Linked DNA regions of Homo sapiens: region 2 is linked to region 1. A link is a contact called in ENCODE Hi-C or POLR2A ChIA-PET data. All regions are on one chromosome and are shown on one strand. The core of a region is the stretch at or near the end of the contact, and the rest is flanking DNA. Distances in the headings are between cores, read along the strand shown.

Region 1 (3,564 bases), core at 359-2,858:
TAATTTGGGATGAAACCCGAAGGAAATTTTGCCAAGTTTAGAATAGGAGTTGCATTTCTGAGTTTACTCAGCATGATGAATCCACTAAAATGCTGACTATTCTTTTTTTGGCATAAACTTACGTCAAGGGGAAAATGAACATTAAAATGAATATAGCTAGAGAGGCAAACCGTCACAACATTCACTCCCAGGAGCAGACCATAGTTTATTTTACTTTTTGTATCTTTCTATTATGAAACATTTCAATCATATAGAAAAATGCAGAATAAAATAATGAACACCCCCCAAACATCATTTAGTTTTGATAATCACCAACACATGGGCAATCTTATTTTATTGTACCCTATCCACTCTGCTCTTTGAAATTATTTTAAAAAAAAATGTTCTTTTAGAGACGGGGTCTTGCTCTGTTGCCCAGGCTGAAGTAAAATGGTGCAGTCATAGCTCACAGTAACTTGAAATCCGGGGCTCAAGTGATCCTCCTGCCTAAACCTGTCCCCGGTAGCTAGGACTACAGGTGTGCAATACCATGCCTGGCTAATTTTTAATTTTTATTTTTTTTAAATAGAGACAGAGTTTCACAATGTTGCTCAGGCTGGTCTCAAACTCCTGCGCTCAAGTGATCCTCCAGCTTCAGACTCCCAGAGTGCTGGGATTACCGGCATAAGCCAATACACCAGCCTGCATTAAAGCAAACCCCAAACAACTGATGTTGTATTTCATAAAAGCTTTCACTGACAATATATGTATATATTTTCATAAGGATCACGCCAGAAATCTCACTGAGCATGAGATGTCTAAACCAACTTTAACCACACCTTGTAAAACACTTTACACTAAAACCTATCTGCCTAGAAAACCAATTTGCTTGAATATAAGTGGGTAATTCAAATGACAAAATAACTTTAAACACAACCCTCTATTAATTCATGCGGGGAAAAATAGCAACATTCTCAGATTGGGAAAATAGTGCATGTTACTTTATCCCTATGGTTCTAGTCTTTGTGGACATTCCAATCAGTGAGAGACAATATTAAAAGTAACATGGATAGATTTGCCTGGATGGAACTTAGAAAAGTAGGTAAAGGCTACTAAGGAGGCCGGGAGCTGCCTGGAATAAAACTTTTCCATTTTCCTTCACTACTGTACATCCAGAATAAAACAGAATGGCAACAGACCAAAACTTAGGAGCTTCAAAAGGCACTCATCAAGCAGTCTAGCTATTTACAATAATTTATTACCAATCTTAAAGATCAAAAGGAACTCCATCAAGCATTTAGATTCAATTCCTCACTGCCTGATGACTAAGTTGTAGAGGAATGAAGGGAAGCCAAAATAATCTGAGGTGACTTTGATACAATGCCACAAAGGATATGAGGAGGAAGCCGGTAGAAGCTGCAAATGGCTAGGTTCCATTAAGAGTTCTAATAAAAGAAGAATGGAATTTCCCTTAACTGCGAATTTAAAAATGTTACAAGTGGGCGAAATTTAGACAAGCCAGGCAAAACCTCTGATTTGCCATCGCCTTTTTTGTTGTTGTTGTTAAATGTTAACTTTAGCCACTGCTGCACTTATGTTCATTAAGTGGCTTCATCTAAAAAAAAATGCAACACTACCTTCAGAAATCTGGCCAATCTCATTCCTTTTGCTGTTGTATTACTTATCAGCCTGCTCCTTCTGTCTGCATTGTCAGACCCTATTGGCTCTCTCAATCTCTTTCAAACAAATTGCTGCATTCTGCAATGTGACTGATTTAGCTTGAAAAATGTAACTTGGAATGATATAAGTTTTAGTATTACATATCACCATGGTCACATGAAGCATAAACATCTCTTTTACGAGTTTTTGGTGCTTAAGTCAATTGGTCACTATAGAAACACTAGAAGCTAGTGTTTCAAATTCTTTCAACTTCTATGAACTGGCACAATTTTTCCCTCCTGAATCCAGACATCTCTGTATTTTCAACTGAGGAAAGTAGTTTTCACACTACTTACTTTGGCTAGTTAAAAAATCCCTACCACATGTCTCCCTATAAATTCATAGATAAAGATTTAAGTTTATATTAGCATTTCAACTGTGCAAATTTTTTGTTTGCTTCTGAAATCACCTCGAATTAACAGATTTACTGGAATCCTACATGGTTTAGAAGTTTTGCACAAGTCTCTGAAACCTTGTAATCTATTTCCCCATGAAGATGTGGAGTTAAGCATTTTCTTAAAAATGGCTACATATTTTTTCTTTTTAAAAGAGTGCTTATCTTTTACAAATATATTGTAAAATACTTACAAGTGAAAAGATGTCTAGGAATTTTTCAAACATGAGGGATGGAGAAGGTAGGGTATAAATGACACAGACGGACTATGAATCTATGAAGCTGTGGGATGGGTACATGTGGGTCGTCACGTTATTTGGTCATTTTCTGTGTAGCAAAGCTCCAGGCAGTAGATATTTCAGACATGATGCTATGTACTAATTTTTATTAGGATTTTCATTTAGAAAAATAACTTTCTATCAGGAGGAATGAAGAATCAAGTTTTGCAGTCAGCATTTCAATTATCTTTACCAATCCAAAACCCAAGTTCCTCCAGTACAGTGTTTGGAAAGAAAAAACAAAAACCAACCAACCAAAATACACCCCAAAATGTGTCTTTTCACTGTCTTTGAGATTTCAGTGCCAATATGTAACTAGATTTCAATGTGAATAAAATATAATTATTATAGTTCAGAAATATAACATTTCTGTTTTCTTTAAAAGGGATAAAGAGCTAAAAAATTTAAATTGAAATATAAATGTAATTGGTAAGTGTATTTCAGAATCACCATATGTTGGTGAAAATTGTACTATACATTCGGAAAGACTTTAATACTTAATATGCTATTAACATGCTTCTCTTACCTTGTGATCATATGGACTGTAAGAATGAAACACCCGAGAAAGATCTTTTGTCCTTTGCTTTTTCTGTGAAAAAAAACAAAAAAAACAAAAAACCAACATACAAACAATTGAGTTGACAGCAGATAAAAAATATACATGTGTGTATATATCTCTACATACATAAAGTTTTTTTTTTTTTTTTTTAAGAGATTCTTCCTTTGTGGAGGCTGAGAAGACACAGGGGTGCAACTAAAAACCAAAGTCACTTTATGGTTATGTGGGTCATTATCACAGAGCAACCAGGTGACCTCTTCCTAGAAGATTTCATAACTAAAACACTAATCATCATCAAAAACTGTATTTGAAAATACATAACAGACTAAAATGAAGAAAACACTGAAAACGAAAGAAAATTTAATACACAGGGCACTTCCGATTTCATTGTAATACCAACTGCTGTTACTCAGAATTGGGCACAGACATGCATTCATTTAAACGATACACCTCCTTCAGGCTTCCTGGTTACAGCTTGGGTCTGTCTGCTGGAGCTTGCAGCTATGAGGATACCTTTACTGTGTCACTGCTATATAGCCTAGGTACCCTGCATGGTGTTTTACACACAGCAGGCACTCAATAAATACTGGCTAAGTTAATGAATAAATGAATGTATGAGTTATACAGGCATATAA
Region 2 (3,564 bases), core at 374-2,873, 480 kb before region 1:
TTTAGCTGTATTAAGAGAAAGCCAAGATAATTTTGCAGAAAAAAAAAATCCTGGTTTAGAATAATAAACTGTCTTTGTTAGCAATGATGTTAGACATTTCCAATTTTGAATTAGGTATTTTATTTTATTCCCTTAAATGATGGAATTCCATTTGAGATGTAAGTGTAATATCTGCTAATGCATTTCTTCTGCTCTCACACATCTACACAACATAAAATCTCACATCCATACAATGGTATGGGGCATAGATGAAATAAGATTCTATTCCACTGCTTAATATATTCCTTTGGCATGGAGGGAGGGACCTGAATGGAAATTAGTTTAACAAATCTGGATTTGCACTGATTTGCAAGATTTTGCCTTGCCTTGGTTATAGAAACTATGATTGTAGGCGCTAGTCAGACCTGACAAGTATTCAGTTCAAATAAAATAAAGAGGAGGAAAAACTGTGTAGTTGTTACTTTACCTGACAAGGAAGAAGCCCTGGGAAATCTGATGTCATTGGCCTTTGTCAACTGAAAGGCGCCAGTTTTTTTGGTTCCACACTTTATGGAAAAGAAGCCTCCATGTGAGGCTGATTTACTTCTCAGTCAAGTAGACAAACATAACTTGCACTTCATCCTTTTGGGCTGATGACATTGCATTGTAACTGGGCTCAGCGCGTAATGGGGGTGGGGGTGCGTGCATTGAAAAATAATATATGGAAATAACTCATATTTGCAAAATATCAAAATAGGATTCTGGGGTAAATGAAACCTAGCATTTATTTTTATCACTAGAATAAGCTAAGAGTTAAGAAACCTGCATTTCTAACAATTGTACCATTTTCCTCTCATAACCAGTGACTAGCACACAGTAGGCTTAAGCTGTTCATGCCAATGCCAACTCATTATTCCTTTCCTTCGATTTTCTCAAGAAAACAAGCAGAAGACGAATGTTTGCAGGGCCACTTGGATTGCAAGCATGAATACAGGCTTCTGCTTCTATTCTAGAGGCAGAGGCACGGCACCCGGGGAGAGCCTGGGTTTGTCTGCAGCCAGCCGGCTCCCAATCTGGGGAGAAGCAGCCGCCAGGTGGCATCGCTGAGCCTCCCTGCGCCCGCGAGGCGAGGTAGGAAATCGTGGGGATAGTCAGTCTTCTTTCTTCTCCCCCTTCCTCCTCTCCCGACCCCCCTACCACTCCCTACCACTGTACCTTCTTTAGTTAGAGGCTTAAACGCTCAACGAGTAACAGGGTATGTCGATGAATTCTGATTTTTTTTCATAAATCAAAGTTTAGGGCAACCACCCGCCGCCTCCTGCTCACTTGTCAGGAGCTCCGGGTGACGGGGGAAGCCTAGACCAGCTTCCTGTCTGGATCAGGTAACCCAACTCGGGGGATTATCAATTTCAGTTTCCCTGTCTTCTTGCTAAAGTGAATGCAGTTTCTCCGGCTTCCGAGAGCGGCTGCAGAGAAACGACGCGCCTTACTTAAGGACTCCAGTGCAAAGGCCACTCCCTACTCAAAAAAAAAAAAAAAAAAAAAAAAAAAAAAAGAGGTTTCCTTCAGGCAGAACGCCTTCCGGAGCGCAGCGACTCGGTCTCGCAGGCACGGCGCTCTCCCTGGCTTAAGCTCGCCAAGGATTAATGGTGCTCAGCCTCGCTCCGCCGCGGCAGCCGAACCTCTCCTTTCGCTTACAGTTACAGGGAGGAAATAAATTGGAATCGACTCAGACTGTGCTTTCTGGAGGAAAGTCCTTCCTACTGTAAACATGTTTCAGGCGATCCTGTCAGCAGCATTTTAACACCCGTCTTCCGTTTAGGTTTTACGACCGGGGAAGGAGCTGAAGACACGCGCGCGCACACACACACAAACGCGGGCGCAGACGCAGCCCAAGCGAGGACACCTCCCGCACCCTCGCGGGCTCCCAGCCCTCCTTTGAATTTGCAACCGGTCGCGGATAGGTTGGGGGGGTCGTTTCCCAGGAGCTTGGCTCCTCCGTCCTCCTACCCCATCCCCTGGCCCTTGGAGATGCTGTCCAGTTCCGTCACTGACCAGAACTGACAGCCACTTGGCCCCCTGCTCTCTTGAGTGCCCAGCATCCTTTGCTCTGGACGACTAAATGCTCTCTGTGAGCCTTGCTTGGTTGGTACGGCGCGCGCTGTGCGTGTGGGACCCACTCTTCGGCAGGCACACGACCTTCGTACACCGGCTGGGCAACCACCCACTTCATCCCCTCCCCGGACCCCGCAGGCTGAGGCCCCATTGAGAGCGCAGCTGCAGCGTCTCTTTCAGAAGGGCAGAGCAGGCTGCGCGTGCACGGCGCGCGGGGGGAGGAAAAGGGCTGAGAGCTGAGGGAAGTCGACAATTCATTGCACCCCAGTCTTCAAGCGTCCCTTCTGCGCGGATCACGGAGGGACAGACGTGCATTGGCGCCTTCCCTCGATCCCTCGCTCGTGCAGGAAAGACTGGACGGTGGGGGCTCTCTGAGTTTGCGAGGGCCACGGAGGCGCCCCAGGGTGCCAGGCGCCCTTGTCAAGGGCCGCGCCCGAAGCTCCAGATTCAGTCCCCAGCACCTGTAGGAGGCGGTTTCGGGTCTGAGAGAAGGGAACATATGGCAGGTAGTTAACAGGGAGAGGCTGCGCCCTGGGCGCAGTTACGAGGAAGCCAAGCTCTGCGGAAGGTCTCGGCTCGCTTTGTCCTCCTTGGATCAGCTGGTCTCTGCCTTTCCGCTGGCAGCCGCGGCAGTCAGGCCCTGGCGCAAGCGTCCGGGTGGAGCTGCCTACTCGACCCGGGGTGGCAGGGGTTGAGGGGGCGGCAAAACCACCCCAGTGGCCCCAGCAGGCGGTCTAGGTGGGGCACGCCCGACGGGCTTCCCACCCCCAACGCAACAGCCCGTTGTTGCAATTACAGTTTTAGCCCCGTGGGGGAAAGCGGGTGATTTCGCTTTTGGAAAAACACTTCAAGAGCAACCCTAAGCCAGCGTTACAAGCCAGTTGACCTGCTATTGGAGGTTGTGCGAGGGCGGGCTGGGGCGCGCGCGTCTGCCAGGGAGGGAATCCCGCTGGGGAGTGGGCAGAGGGAAGCAGAGCAAAATGTCAGATAACAGAAAGAGGGGAGGCGGAGGAAGAAAGGCGCTTGATTGCGGGGAAGTGGGAAGGCACGGAGACCGCATTGGCTGCTAAGTGACGCGGGTCAGGAGGAGAGGGACGCGTGCGTGGCGGGTAGCGACTGTAGGACGCACGGGCCCCCTCGCCAGGCAACCGATCTCCTTTCTTCCAGCCCTTCCCCTCCCATGTTCCCGCCGTAGTCAGACGTCACACTTGGCGCAGACAGCTTTGGGGGAACTCATAGGGATGGGAGGGGTGGGGCAGGGACCGTAGAACCCAGTGCCCCAGACCGCGCCTGGAGTGCAGTACACCTGGCACCCGGGACTCGCCATCTGCTCCCAGCTACCGCCTCTCGGGCCAGGGGTGTGGGCCTGGAGAAAGATAAGAGTACCGCGTGGGAGTGGATGGCCTGGCGTCAACCGCCTCAATGAACTCAGTCAATCAACGTTTATGGTGCTCCTACTGTGTGCCGAGC

Evidence for each region. A loop is a pair of places that touch in the nucleus more often than their neighbours do. ChIA-PET counts read pairs that join two places held with the same protein, here RNA polymerase II (POLR2A). Pooled maps may share reads with other maps.
Region 2: a map of PC-3 shows a loop between it and region 1 (17-fold over the local background). The contact joins two enhancer-like sites. A Hi-C loop is called at or near these places in 6 of 168 maps with a recorded cell type or tissue (Calu3, HCT116, IMR-90 and 3 more), 3 of 37 single-sample maps with no recorded cell type and 7 of 50 pooled maps. POLR2A ChIA-PET finds 5 or more read pairs at or near these places in 8 of 52 experiments (A549, AG04449, GM12878 and 5 more).

The regions. Positions count from the first base shown.
Region 1 is chr6:21,107,796-21,111,359 of GRCh38, reverse strand. It overlaps CDKAL1 (CDKAL1 threonylcarbamoyladenosine tRNA methylthiotransferase), which reads right to left. Exons shown (of 16, transcript NM_017774.3): 13 at 2,897-2,959. Among named protein-coding and RNA genes, the nearest start is that of LINC00581, 400 kb to the left of the region's middle. Within about 2 kb of position 1,608, at least 5 of the 41 ENCODE cell types and tissues checked have a DNase peak (open chromatin) inside an H3K27ac peak, as active enhancers do; they include HCT116, PC-3, PC-9 and 1 more, where a contact is called at or near this core.
Region 2 is chr6:21,586,935-21,590,498 of GRCh38, reverse strand. No RefSeq gene overlaps it. Among named protein-coding and RNA genes, the nearest start is that of SOX4, 5.0 kb to the left of the region's middle. RefSeq lists enhancers at 1,135-1,184, 1,195-1,294, 2,062-2,719, 3,360-3,564 and silencers at 3,085-3,164, 3,305-3,364. Within about 2 kb of position 1,623, at least 38 of the 41 ENCODE cell types and tissues checked have a DNase peak (open chromatin) inside an H3K27ac peak, as active enhancers do; they include HCT116, PC-3, PC-9 and 1 more, where a contact is called at or near this core.